Regions from separate parts of the Homo sapiens genome. Here regions 1 and 2 are each linked to region 3. Evidence: chromatin contacts called from ENCODE Hi-C or POLR2A ChIA-PET data. All regions are on one chromosome and are shown on one strand. Each heading gives the region's core, a stretch centred on a gene start or an enhancer-like site at or near the end of the contact. The rest is flanking DNA. Distances are from core to core; before and after follow the strand shown. Region 1 overlaps FOXO1 (forkhead box O1). Region 2 overlaps FOXO1 (forkhead box O1). Region 3 has its middle 110 kb from the start of MIR4305.

Evidence for each region. A loop is a pair of places that touch in the nucleus more often than their neighbours do. ChIA-PET counts read pairs that join two places held with the same protein, here RNA polymerase II (POLR2A). Pooled maps may share reads with other maps.
Region 1: a map of endothelial cell of umbilical vein shows a loop between it and region 3 (3-fold over the local background). The contact joins two enhancer-like sites. A Hi-C loop is called at or near these places in 3 of 168 maps with a recorded cell type or tissue (CD8-positive, alpha-beta T cell, endothelial cell of umbilical vein and naive thymus-derived CD4-positive, alpha-beta T cell), 1 of 37 single-sample maps with no recorded cell type and 7 of 50 pooled maps.
Region 2: a loop to region 3 is called in a map of cardiac septum, with 3 times the contacts of the local background. The contact joins two enhancer-like sites. A Hi-C loop is called at or near these places in 1 of 168 maps with a recorded cell type or tissue (cardiac septum) and 4 of 50 pooled maps. POLR2A ChIA-PET finds 5 or more read pairs at or near these places in 1 of 52 experiments (WTC11).

What each region holds. Positions count from the first base shown.
Region 1 is chr13:40,588,485-40,592,673 of GRCh38, reverse strand. All of the region lies in intron 1 of FOXO1 (forkhead box O1), which reads left to right. Among named protein-coding and RNA genes, the nearest start is that of FOXO1, 76 kb to the left of the region's middle. RefSeq lists enhancers at 2,656-2,895, 2,906-2,965. Within about 2 kb of position 2,878, at least 20 of the 41 ENCODE cell types and tissues checked have a DNase peak (open chromatin) inside an H3K27ac peak, as active enhancers do; they include endothelial cell of umbilical vein, where a contact is called at or near this core.
Region 2 is chr13:40,611,344-40,616,004 of GRCh38, reverse strand. All of the region lies in intron 1 of FOXO1 (forkhead box O1), which reads left to right. Among named protein-coding and RNA genes, the nearest start is that of FOXO1, 53 kb to the left of the region's middle. RefSeq lists an enhancer at 2,660-2,709. Within about 2 kb of position 2,629, at least 26 of the 41 ENCODE cell types and tissues checked have a DNase peak (open chromatin) inside an H3K27ac peak, as active enhancers do.
Region 3 is chr13:39,774,339-39,779,081 of GRCh38, reverse strand. It overlaps a transcript of COG6 not described here. Among named protein-coding and RNA genes, the nearest start is that of MIR4305, 110 kb to the right of the region's middle. Within about 2 kb of position 1,406, at least 2 of the 41 ENCODE cell types and tissues checked have a DNase peak (open chromatin) inside an H3K27ac peak, as active enhancers do; they include endothelial cell of umbilical vein, where a contact is called at or near this core.

The DNA of each region.
Region 1 (4,189 bases), core at 1,629-4,128, 810 kb before region 3:
TATTGCAGAAAGACAAAGTGTGAGACAAAATATTTAGATCTTCAGGAGCTTACATTCAAGACAAGGTTAACCTGATGCTGTAGTTCTGGTTGTGTTCCTCCAAGAGGCAGGAGAGGAGAATTGGAGATATTCAGAACATGTTTGGGAGGAATGTAGTAATCAGGGCACCCTTCTGGTTTAAGTTGTCTTTTCTGCTTCGCTGCTATTCAGAAAGTGAAAAGCTTTGTTCTGGAACTTTGAGATATAGATGGGTCTTTTGCTTTTAATAATTTAAGGTAACTCCTTCAAAGATATTGCAGGTCTAGTTCACAAAACAAATTGTACAGTGAGCTGAGAGCAACTTTCTCTGTCCTGAGTTTTGATGAAGTTGTTTTTTTTAAATCATGATCAGGATACAGGTCCTCAATTAGTTTGTCTGGAATTTAGTAAGCGGAGTGCTGGAGATTGGAGATCAGAGTAGCATGAAGATTGAATAAGATGGGGATTGCACATTCTGGTTTACCCAGTTTGGAAGAGTAATGCATAGGTAATATACAGGTTGTGTTGATGGGTGAGGATACAGATGTCACAGTTTGTGAGAATTCAAGTGTAGTGATTTATTTCATTTAATCTACTGGCAGAGCTCTAATTTACTTATGGAGCTGTAGAAACAAAAAATTTCTAATAGGGCTGAGTGCGGTGGCTCACGTCTGTAATCTCAGCACTTTGGGAGGTCAAGGCGGGTGGATCACTTGAGGCCCGGAACTCGAGACCAGCCTGACCAACATCATGAGACCCTGTCTCTACTAAGAATGCAAAAATTAGCCTGGCGTGGTGGCACACAGCTGTAAAAATATCTCAGCTACTCAGGAGGCTGAGGTATGAGAATTGCTTGGACCTGGGAGGTGGAGGTTGCAGTGAGCCAAGATCGAGCCACCTCACTCTAGCCTGGGCGATAGAGTGAGACTCTGTCTCAAAAAATATATATATTTTTAGTAGTTTTTGCTATAGTTTTATGAAAGTAACAAGACTAGTAAAATTATAAAACAATTGGCCTTTATGGTCTAAAGCGTTCTTATTTATAGCCACCCAGAATGTATCATCTGCTAGTCTCCACTCTGCTGTCTGTCCTTTCCATCATCCCTCTTGGGCGCCCTACCTGGCTGGCCTGCCCAGTAAGTATGGCACCAGGTTTCCTGTTCTGGGCCTCTGGCTGCTTTGTACTTCTCCATTCCTGGAGGTCTCTGGACCTTCAGCTGCTCAAAATTCAATTGCACCAACTTTGACTGAAGTGCACTGCTGATGATCCTTCTCTTTGTGAGCCTTGCCTCTTCCCTATGAGCTACTTTCTGCCTAGACCTCCTCATGGTGCCGTGTCCAGAACGTGGGAGCCACCCGGCTAGGAAACTCAACACTGCTGCCCTCCTAGCAGTAGCAGCAAGCTACAGCTTGCCCCCTTTCAAGGTGTTTGACCCTGTTGGATTTCTCATTGCTCCCCTTCTTGCTTTGTATTTTTTTTGGCAGGAAGAGTCTCTTTTATTTCTGAGCTGATTTGCAGATCAGAAACGATGGACCTCTGTTGAACTCTGAAGCAGTCCTCCCTCTCCACTTGGGACTGCTAGTCCTCTTGCCTTTGGTATAAAGGGGTCCTCCATCTGTCCCCAGGCCCCATCCTCCGAGAGGCCTTCCAGAACCTGAGCATTGTGTTTTTCTTTTTCAATACTTTAGTACCTTAGAAACCAGAAAGTGATAAATGAGGAGAGTAGGTATGAAGTAGAAGAGGATTTTGATGGCCAGCTCGTAAAGTGTAGCGTTAAGTGAAACATTGTGATGTGAACAATTTGGTATTTTTGAAAGTCCTAATGCTACTTGTACCAGGTGAAATGTTTAAATCTCTCTCAAGCCCCTAGCATTTTGATATTCTTAAAAAAGAAAAAAAAAGCCACACAGAAGGCATTAGTCCAGCGTGGTATGTTATTGAAACTGGAACGATATTGCAGCATATCTCCACATCTCCCGTTGACGGCAAAGCTGAGCCAGTGAAACAGGTGTGAGCCTTTGAGACTGCTGGGATAACCCATGCTGTGGAGATGGAAAACTAAACTTTTGAGTGAGTTTTCTGGTTTATTGGGATTCATCCTTGGTATATCAGCAGTTGTGGTTTCAAGGTTCCATATTTTAGTTCTTGTTCCACTTGATGGAACACTTGACATCTATCCTCTTCTGTAACTCCGCAAGAGGGGCATTTGGTTAATGGTCATTTTGGAAAGAAAGCTATTTTGGGGACAGTAATTGCCTGGAGTCTTTATGTAAGAAGAGACCGAAGAGTCTTAGCAAGGAGAAGGTTTCTGTTTGCGGCATTTGGCCCATAGTATAGTACACATTCCTGTTGTGTTGTTTTGTTTGCATCATTGGGCTTAGATGTTATTAGATATTACTAGTCTAATCCAATTCCTTGTTCTTGGAGAATAGGTTTCTTGTTTATCTGAATGGCTTTTCTTTGCGTCACTATGCCAGAATAGTCATTCTTGGACAGAAATGATGGTTTTAAAATCTCTCTTACATTTTAAGACCTGCTCTAGGGGTTGTAAAATAGTACTGCTGTTATTGGGAGGAGTTGGGTAGGGGCCACAGCAGCAGGGAGAGAGAGGCTCCCATCGTACAAACTTGCAGACTTTTATTAAAACGTATTTATTGATTGCAAATTATGTCAACAGAGTGAGGCTTTGGTAACTCTTCAAGTTACTAGTGTTTCCTTCTTTGCATAGTTGTTTCCCATCACCCTTTAAACATCTGCTGCTTCTGGTCTTGTCCAGTCATGCTTGAGTGATCAGCCCCAGAAGTCTGACAGCTCTTCCTGTCTTGACTCAGGACAGTCCAGGACAGCTGAGCTCCCTGCACTGAAACAATGGGACTCCTGAAAACTGCTCTGCTGTTGACATGAGAAGCACATTTCCTCTTTCTTAACTTCCAGAAAGTTACTGTGGTGGCTTTGAAATTTGTTCTGAAACAATAAGCTCAAAGGATTCTGTTAATCTATTCTGATTAATTTAGGAGGCAGCAGCATTCATTATTTGACTTATGTTAGTGGTTAATTAACCAAAGTAGAACATGTTCACTTTTTATAAATTAAATGCTGATAGAGTAACAAAGACGAAATATTTTACAACACAGATCCTTGAATTTGACTCTGAAATATTCTGTTATTTTGCAGCAGTTTCCGGTTTTAGTGACACTTACATACTGTTTCTATTATTAGCAAGTTTTGAATTTAAGTAACTTGAAATGGATATGAAAGTTGTTTCTATAAATAATACAGACTGTACTCATGTGAGAGTTTTTTTTCTTTAATTTCATTGTTGGCCTTGATTGGGGAGAAGATTTATATTTTATGCCAGTCTTTTCTTGTTTAGAATTGGCAAGAATTGGATTGAGTTGTATTAAACTGTTTATGTGAATAGATAGTTACTTTTGAGATGTCTTTGAATGTAGAATATTCTTGCAGCCATTTCTTGATGGTCTGCCTTGACTGTCTTATGGACAGTTGGCATCAGTGACACTTTCATTTATTTACTTATTTATTTTTTTTTAGACAGAGTCTCGCTCTGTCGCCCAGGCTGGAATGCAGTCGTTCGATCTCAGGCTCACTGCAACCTCTGCCTGCTGGATTCAAGTGATTCTTGTGCCTCAGCCTCCAAAGTAGCCGGGATTACAGGCATGCACCACTATGCCTGGCTAATTTTTGCATTTTTAATAGAGATGGGGTTTTACCATGTTGGCCAGGCTGGTCTTGAACTCCTGACTTCCAGCAATCTGCCCACCTCGGCCTCCCAAAGTGCTGGGATTACAGGAGTGAGTCATCACTCCTGGTCAATCAGTGACACTTTTAAATCACTTGTGTCCTTGACTCTTTTTATGTTGTCTTTATGAGGGACAGGCCCTTTATTCTACCAAGGAGACCTCCATAGTTGCTCATTCTGAATTCTTTCAGGAAGATTTGGTTGAGGGTTGTTCATTAGGCTGGGGCCTCTGCCGGGGTGGGTTGAGATTAGATGGATAACAGGAAAATAATCATAGTGCTTCCCAGCCCCTGTAAGTGAGGGGTCTTCTTAGGATAACTTTTTGGCTTGGAGTAAATGTCCCCCCCAAAATCTTAAACTCAGTTTAAGGGTGAAAACTTAAATATAATTTGTTCCTGGACTTTGGGATT
Region 2 (4,661 bases), core at 1,380-3,879, 840 kb before region 3:
TCTCCTAACTGCTTTTCTTACTTCTGTCCTTTCTTCTCTTGCAGCCTGTACTCAGCAAGGCCAGACGGATCCTCTGCTCCAAACTTGCCCTGGCTGCCTACCTCCCTCAGCATGAAAGCTGAGGTTCTCGCAGCAGACTGCAAGGCTCTTTATTACAGCCGAGCCCTCCTGACGTCATTTTCCTCTCTTTCATGTCTCTCTGGTCACTTGGCCTCCTTTCACGCCATGCATCCTTCTGCCTCGGGGCTTTGGCACCATCCCTTGCCTCTCTTTGGAACACTCTTCCCCAGATGTCTGTCTGGCTACTTCCTTCACCTCACCTCGCTCACTCAGATGTCACCTTTTCAAAGCAGTCTTCCTTGACCTCATTGTTGATAATCACAGCCTCCTCACATGCCCGGTATATGCCATGCACCATCCCTTCTGCTGTATGTATGTATGTATGTATGTATGTATGTATGTATGTATGTATGTATTTGAGATGGAGTCTCACTCTGTCACCCAGAGTGCAGTGGTGCGATCTTGGCTCACTGCAACCTCCACCTCCTGGGTTCAAGCAGTTCTGCCTCAGCTTCCCAAGTAGCTGGGATTATAGGCGCGCACCCCCATGCCCGGTTAAATTGTATTTTTAGTAGAGATGGGGTTTCACCATGTTGGCCAGTCTGGTCTCCAACTCCTGACCTCAGGTGATCCGCCTGCCTCGGCCTCCCAGAGTGCTAGGGTTACAGGCGTGAGCCACTGCGTCTGGCCCCCTCTGCTTTATTTCTCATAGCACTTGTTGCCACCTACCCCCAGTGTGTATTCTTGTCCATCTCCCCCACCATAGAGCAGAGGCTCCACAAGGACAAGCATCCTCTGTTTTGTTCATTATCTTGAACCCACACGGTGGTAGGTGCTCAGCGGTTGTTTGCTGCATGAATGTGCATTTTATCTACCTCTGCATTCACTGTGTGCTTTTCTGCCTTACTGGAGTGATGGGAGTGATCATTGGGAACTTCGGGTTTTTTGCATACCCACCTATGCCATGTCTTCTGGAGCTTGGCAAAGACTTCCTCTTACTGTGTACATTGATTTGCCTCCTAGCTACTTCAGCATGGTTTTCAAGATAGGAAGGGATGAGCCTTTCAGGAGAAACTTTATAACAAAGTGTGTTAAGTAACTGGCCTTATTTTATACACAGTTTAAATCCAGCGGGCCCTGGATGAGGATTTGAGAGGATCTCTGTGCTCTGTAGTTCTGTGGATTAGCACTTGGCTTTCATTGTTTTCTTTTAGCCCTGACTTTCTGGTTCACATTTGTTTAAATAGTCTAAGTGTTTCAGAGGCCGAGGGGTTGGAAGGCTGGCCACCAGATAAGGGGAGCATCACTATCCTTGTGCTTTCTTCTCTGCAGGGCCAAGAGATCTTCCACTGTGCACTGTGAGAAAGTTGCTGGCGTTGTTCTCAGTAACAAAATCTTCTACGTGAAGATTTGCTGTCCCCTCAGTTCCTTAGTTTTCCTCTTTACAAAATGAAACGTCATTGACCATGTTTTCAGGCTGCTTGCAACTCCAGTGACCTTGAGTCCTGTAGGTCCCTCTTGCTAAGTAGAATGTTCAGATGAATTAAATATGGTGCCATTGTGTTGCAGAATCACACTTTGAAAAGAGGTCCTATTCCCTGCAGTGCTCTTGACTTTCTGAAGAGGACTGAGCTCATGGTCAGCATGTTTCCTGGTGGTTAAACATATCTAGCTTTAAAATTTCCAGCTGCTAGAGGAGACGAAGACGATGAGAAGCAAGCACACAGCAAACTGTTTGGCTTTTAGATGCATCCTGGCCTGGCCGGGTGGACTTGCACAGAACTGCTGGTGCCAGGTTAGTTCCCTGGGACTTTTCCAACATTTGTCTCTGTATTGAGTTTTGTCCTTATTCCTGAAATAGAGTAGCCACTGAAATCAGGAACCAGAACTTCTGGAAAATACCTTTGGAAACCACTGTGTTGCATGGTAGAAGAAAGGCAACTGCCAGTAGTTAAAATACCGGGTTGAGTGCTAGTTTTTTCACCCTTTATTTTTTCTTTTTAAGGAGAGGTCTGATTTACTTTCTTCTGTCTGTTAAAGCTCTTCACAGGTTCTTAGAAAAACAAGCCATTTAATGGTACCAGCCGTGAGGATCCAACTTCAGTTCCATGAAAGCTGCCTGGTAGTTCTGGTCACAGGGTCCTGATGGGAGACCGTGTAACTGCTGCTAGGCAGTCAGCTGGAGGGCTCTGGTGTGGCTCACGCTTGTGTTTGTTCAAGTGACCTGAATGTGCTTCCTCTTTGGGGACCTGTTTCAAATGCACATGCTGACGCCGTAATCATCCACTAAACCAAGTGAGAGTCAGGAAATTCAAATTCGTAGTGCCTGTGACTTGGCCACACTCCCTGTACACATAAAACAAGGTCTTAAATCAGAGAAACTACCATCTAGATTAACACTCAAACTGCAGATGGGGACCGGAGCTGCTCTTGGTGTGGGAACTGCAACTTTGAAGTTCCAGACTTTGATGTGATTAACATTTCAGACTTAAAGTCCTTTCTGTGTGGTAACTTTTTTTTTTTTAAACACCAAACTGAAAATAAAAATTGATTAGATTAGGGGTGTCGGAGAAGCAGATTGTAAAGGGAGGAGCCCTCTTGCAAACCACATGTAACTATGTCACATCCTTATGTGCCTCAGGAAGAGAGAGATGACAGACTAGTGACCTTTCACCATATCTCTTTTACTTATAGCTGTTCTTACAGAGACCCTGCCCTCCAACACACACACCACCTCCAAAAAGAGGACACTTTTGACTTTGCTATCTCTTATTGACCAAGTGATAATCCTGATGGAGAGATGGGGTTTACAGGCATGAGGTGTTCTTTTTTACCCAGATTTCAAGGTTCAAATACTGGAGATCATCTTACAGCCTTCTTCAAATTGTGGCTGATTAAAGTTTAATTCTTCACCTCTGTCTTGCTGGTGAAAGGAATACGAGGGCAGGGAAAGTGGAGTTTGTGGGTCATTCCTCTTTTAAAACGTTGCCATTAAAATTGTAGATAAACCGATACACAGTAGTCCTCCTTTATAGGAGGGAGATAGTTCCAGGACCCACAGTGAGTGCCTGAAACTGGATAGTATCAGACCCTGTGTATACTACGTTTTTCCCTATACCTACATACCTATGATAGTTATACATTAGGCAGAGTAAGAGATTAACAACAATAACTAATAATAAAACAGACCAATAATAACAGTATAATGTAATAAAAGATAGATGAATGTGGTTTCTCTCTCTCTCAAAATATCTTACTGTGTTGTACTGCAGGTAACTCAAAAAGGTGGAAAGTGAAAGCTCAGGGAAGGACTACTGTACATGGAATTGACATCAAGCAAACAAGAAATGTTGTGCCTGGGATGATAAAATTTCTTGGCCACTGAAATTGTTGGGCCAGCCTTCTTTTTGAAAGAAATCTCCTTAGGCATGCTTGCGAACGCACGTGTGTGTATACGTACATATGTGTAACACACACACAAGTCTCTTCTGTTTTCTTAGGTTAAAAACCTGAGGTGTCATCCTGATAATTTCATGGAGACCCTGTAACATTTTTGCCATCATACATGGCACTTTATCTTCGTAGCTGTGTCTGTGATATACTGTCTGCCTGCTGTGCTCTGTCCATTTGAGCTTTCTAGAACCCTGTAGGAGAGGTGGGGAAGCCTGGATTTTGTTGGGGAGATCCAAGGTCTCTATGGCATGACAGCTGATAAATGGAAGATGGATAACTGTAACCCTTGAGTCATTGTGTTTTCTGCTGGCCCTTTCAGTCTACTGACCTTGTTTTCAGTAGGCCTGTAAAAAGGCAGGGCAAAACCTAGCCCTCTAGTAGAGTTTTTATTTTTATTTTTATTTGTTTGTTTATTTATTTATTGAGACAGGGTCTCACTGTGTCTCCCACGCTGGAGTGCAGTGGCGTGATCTTGGCTCAACCCCCGCCTCCTGGGCTCAAACAAACCTCCCACCTCAGCCTCCTCAGTGGCTGAGACTAAAGGCATGCACCACCACACATGGCTCATTTTTTGTATTTTCAGTAGAGACGGGGTTTTGCCATGTTGCCCAGGGTAGTTTTGAACTCCTGGGCTCAAGTGATCCACTCAACTTGGCCTCCCACTGTGCTGGGATTTACAGGCGTGAGCCACTGTGCCCAGCCTAGGTTTTAGGGTTTTTACATTTTACTGTTGACAGTACTGTAGCTGTGATGGGAGGAGGGAAATAACAGGGCTCGTGAGAGAGTGCTGAGCACCGTCCTCTCTCCCAAACACAGCTTCCGTGTGTTTTAGATGTGTTCTTTCCCTATCATGCCATCCATGTTTAGGGGCACAAGAAGAGTCAGGTGAGGAGGGAATGGGCATTTAAGTCCACGTGAACCCCTCTAGCAGGGTTCCCCTCTGCATCACTGTTTCAAGGAGATGGGATAGAATTATGGCGTAACTGTTTTAATGTACGAAATCAGCAGAAGCGATGAATATTTTTATCTTCAAATTTGTATTACACACTGAGGACCTTATATATGATTCTAAATTTATTGGTCATATCCTGAAATACACACTGTGTGTACCTAGTAACCTTGTATTGGTTACAGTGGTGCTGTCTTAA
Region 3 (4,743 bases), core at 157-2,656:
TTACAGTAGCATGCAAATTTTTTGACACTCCTCTCTTCAAAAAGTGGAGTATAATTTTCCTTCTCCCTTGATTTGAACCAGACTTAGAGACTCAATTCTAATAAAAAGCATATGGTGGAAGTGAGGGCATATGCTTCTTAGGCTAGGATGTAAGACACTACTCCTTCTACCTGGCATTCTCATGGATTTCTCACTTTCAAGGAAGCCAGGCATCATGTGGTGAAGACTCTCAGGCAGCCTGTGTGGAGGCCCACAAGGGGAGGACCAAAACCAGACCAACGTGTCAGCCATGTGGATAAGCCACCCTGGCAGTGGCTCCCCTCCTGCCCCAGTCAAGCCTTCAGATGACAACAACCATGATAGCCCCTGAGGCAAAACTGCCCAACTATGCCACTTCTGAATCTCTGACTTAGAGAAACTGTGAAATAATATTGTTTTAAATAACTAAGTTTGAATAATTTGTTCTGTTTTCACAGATAACTAATACAGCTTCTAAGTGGCAAAGTCAAGATACCAATCCAGGGGGGTCTGAAGGCAGAATCTACACGTTACTGCTATATCCTCTCCTGATACTAAGGAGATTATCAATAAGCTCACATTCTGGCAATACATGTTCAGTAAATGTTTTATCTAAGCTGCAGCAAATTCTGATGTGTTTTTAGACACTTAGAAATCAATAATGCACATGAGCTACATAGTCCCTTCTTTCATTGGTTGTTATGAATTAATGCTGGTCAAGGCCTTTTGCCCTATGCTGCCTTTTCTAGGCTCTAGGCAGACACTACCTTTCCATTACACATTACTTCAGAGAAGCCTGTTACAATTATAATTAGTCAGATTATAGCATCCTTTAGGGTCCTTCCTGTCCTGAGAATACACCATAGTCACTTTACCCAAATTGGATATGTATTAAATCTATCAACCTCAAGTATTAACTATTTTTTATAAACTATTCCTTTTAGGCTGGGAGGAAAATATAAGTAACTCATCTCTTAGACAGGATAACTTCTGCACATAGTTATTTCCTATAATGTGTTGATTAGGACTGCTTAACTCTCAGAAGATTGACTCTTTGCTGCCACCTTGCTGATACCATGAATGTTAATGCCCATGGCACTGGGCTTTGCACAGAGTGGATATTCAGTAAATGGGTAGTTCTTGTTTCTCTCCCACATATGCAGTTAGGAGCACATTAGTCTTCCCAGAAACTGTTAGACTGCTGTCAGTAAGTAACCATTATTTGACATAACCCCACTGGCCGCAGCAAACATACATTCCCTACTACCCTTTTTTCAGTATCAAGGAAATGGAAATAACTACTCAGAGAGTTAGAAGGCACATGATGAGTAATTTCCTAGTCATTTAGAGTCAGACCAGATGGCCTTAAAGATACTCCAACCAAGAAGAGCTAACCTGACTCTGCGATTGCAACACTGGTGATCCCTCACCAGGAAAGATGCCAGTCTCTCTGCTGCCCCTCCTGTGTGTTCTTCACATGGCAGCCTTATTTCTGTTCTTAAAATCCAAAGCAAAGTTCAAGTTTTCCACCAAGTAATACAAACCTGGCCGGTTTCTTCTCCTGGCCTACCTCATCTTCCAACAACTCTCACATTTTTCAACCTAATAACATTAAACTTTATGTAGTTTCCCAAGTAGCTATCCTCTCCAGCTCCACACCCCCTTCTAACCTAGTTAACTCTTATTCTTACAGGAATCAGGTTATGGGTCAACTCACCTGGGGTATCTCTCTCCCATGCCACCTGACCTCTGCCCTCGTTCCTTGCTCTTCACTGCTGGAGTGGACACCCCCCTCTGTGCTCCAGGATGACTCTGAAAATAGCCCCACACACTGAATATGCTGTGTTGACACTATCTATTTGAATGCTTATCTCCCCTACTACATTATAAGGCCCTGCCAACAGTGGCAGGGTCATATTTAACCTTGCCTTCTCAGTGTCTGGCAAAAAGAAGGTGCTTAATAAATTAGATAATGTATGCAAAGTAGTTAGCCTAACACTTGATGTAGCAAGTGTTGTTGTTAATTTGGTGATGGAACCAATTGTTACTTCTCACCTATCTACAAGCCAAAAAGCTGTTTTGGTTTCTTCCTGGTAACAACTAAAGAGAGAAAAGCTGAATGAACAAAAAAGAAAGCAATAGAAAAGACACGTAGAAATCAATTAAGAATCTAAAGACACTAAAAATAAGCAATTAAATAAACAAAATCAAATGAGACTAATGAGAAAACTAAACAAAAGCAAGGGGAATTTGACAAACTTTCCTAGCAGCTAGATAGTCCCCACTACAAAAGCAGCTTCGACAGAAGTGGTAAATTCCCTATAACCTGAGTCACTAAAGACCAGACCAGACAAACCGCTTGAAAGAATACAGCAGTAGACATCAGGGTACTGGCTGAATTAGTGGGCTTTTTTCATCTTCAATTTCTCTGATTCATTCATAAAATATTTATAACAGGGCTGCAGAACATTTGTTACATCTTTTCCCATTTGTTCTCCTTCATTTTCCAAAGGAAAAGTGTACAGTATTAATATTTACTTAGTTAACGTTACCAGGCAAGGGGACTGTGCAAGATCAGAAGGGCTAATATCTAACAATAACAATGGAGAAGACAGAGACAGCTATTTTACTGGAAACTTTTTTGACAAAACCTGATTATTCTGATTAGGTCTATATTGGAAATAAAAAACTTAGGGCAGATTGCTTCTGGGTGTTTGTTGATTTATTCTTTGGATAAAATTGGTCAGAATAAACTTCCTTAAAATAACAACCACACATAGCACACAAGTTGTATCCTCTTGCTCCCCTTCTGCCTACTCCTCCTCCCTCCTCTGCCTCTTTTTTTTCACCTCAGAGTTCCTAGAAACAAAGCCAAACACTGGAAGGAAAGTGCTGATACTACTATTCTTTTGTAGTTGTTTTCTTTATCTTTTAAAATATAGTTACGTTTTTCCAGCTTTTTGCTGATCAGAAGTTTGCCTAAAACAAAACTTTCGACCGGGTGCAGTGGCTCACAGCTGTAATCCCAGCACTTTGGGAGACCAAGGCGGGTGGATCACCTGAGGTGGGGAGTTCGAGACCAGACTGACCAACATGGAGAAACCCCATCTCTATTAAAAATATGAAATTAGCCAGGCGTGGTGGCACATGCCTGTAATCCCAGCTACTTGGGAGGCTGAGGTAGGAGAATCACTTGAACCTGGGAGGCAGAGGTCGCAGTGAGCCGAGATCGCACCATTGCACTCCAGCCTAGGCAACAAGAGCAAAACTCCGTCTCAAAAAAAAAAAAAAAATTTCAGATGTATCTCTGAAAGATTATTTTAGGATATTTCCAGCTTTTACTGTAGCTGGATTCCAGATGCTTTAATTTGTTTCGGTATTGTATTAAAATGTAAAACTACATGAAAAAGAACTACATTATTAGGGCTTTGTGAGCCACTCAAGCAAGGTCACAGGATGTGAGGGGTGAATGGGAGCAGGGAGCCTTCTGTACAACCCCCCTCAGTTTTAGTGATGAGGAAACCAAAACCCAGGATGTATAGTAAGGTCAAAGGCTAGTGAAAGTCAAAGTCAGGACTGGATCCCAGATGTCCTCGTTCTTCATCTAGAACTTTTCCCATTATACCAAGTGGGTAGAGTGTGTGGAGAAAACTGAGCTGTTGTATACTTTTTCTTTTTCTCAAATCTAATCCTAGAAACATAACTATAATGAAAATAAGAAGAGCTAACATCCAGTGAATGCTGATTTTGTGCCCTCCACTGTTCTACACTTTTTACCTGTCTTAACTTATTTGAGTCACAACATCATTAGCCTCATCTGACCAATGAGGAAACTGAGACAAACTAGGTTATGTTACTTTCCCAGAGTAACTTACCTTAGGTAACAGATGACAAACGAAATGGAACCTCCAGGCCAGGCCTGGCTCCCGAGCAGACACACCCACCCATGATGCCTGACGGCCTCCCAGCAAAAGCAGAACTTCCTCCAAGGCTGGGAGAGCAATGAGCAATGGAAATGCCCATTCCCCTGCCTGAGTGTTGATATTTCATTGTCATTTTTGTAGCTTTGCATTTTTATAGCCTCTTTTAATGTAACTATTAATAATAAATTTGCAATCTCTCGGAATTATCTGAATACAATCACACTGATTTTGCAATGGTGTGAAAATATAAACTTTGAAATTTTTTTCCAGCCAGGCGCGGTGGCTCACACCTGTAATCCCAGCACTTTGGAAGGATGAGGTGGGCAGATCATGAGGTCAGGATTTTGAGACCTGCCTGGCCAATATGGTGAAACCCTGTCTCTACTAAAAATACAAAAATTACCTGGGCATGGTGGCATGCACCTGTAATCCTAGCTACTCGGGAGGCTGAGGCAGAAGAATCGCTTGAACCCGGGAGGTGGAGGTTGCAGTGAGCTGAGATGGCACCACTGCACTCCAGCCTGCGTGACAGAGCGAGACTCTGTCTCAAAAAAAAAAAGAAAAAAGAAATTTTTTTCCAACTTTGTGAACTTCCTAGATGTAAAAATATTTAAAATTCTGCTCCAAACCACTGATAAAAGTAAATTATAAACAAAAAGACTTACAAAAGAACCAGCATAAAAGTCCACAGAAGTGAAAAGAAATTTTTAAATATCCAACACCACCAAAGAGTTTTTGAGCATCAGTTGTAACAAATACTAAATATAGTTCTCATATTTGTTTTTTAAAACAATGTTTAATA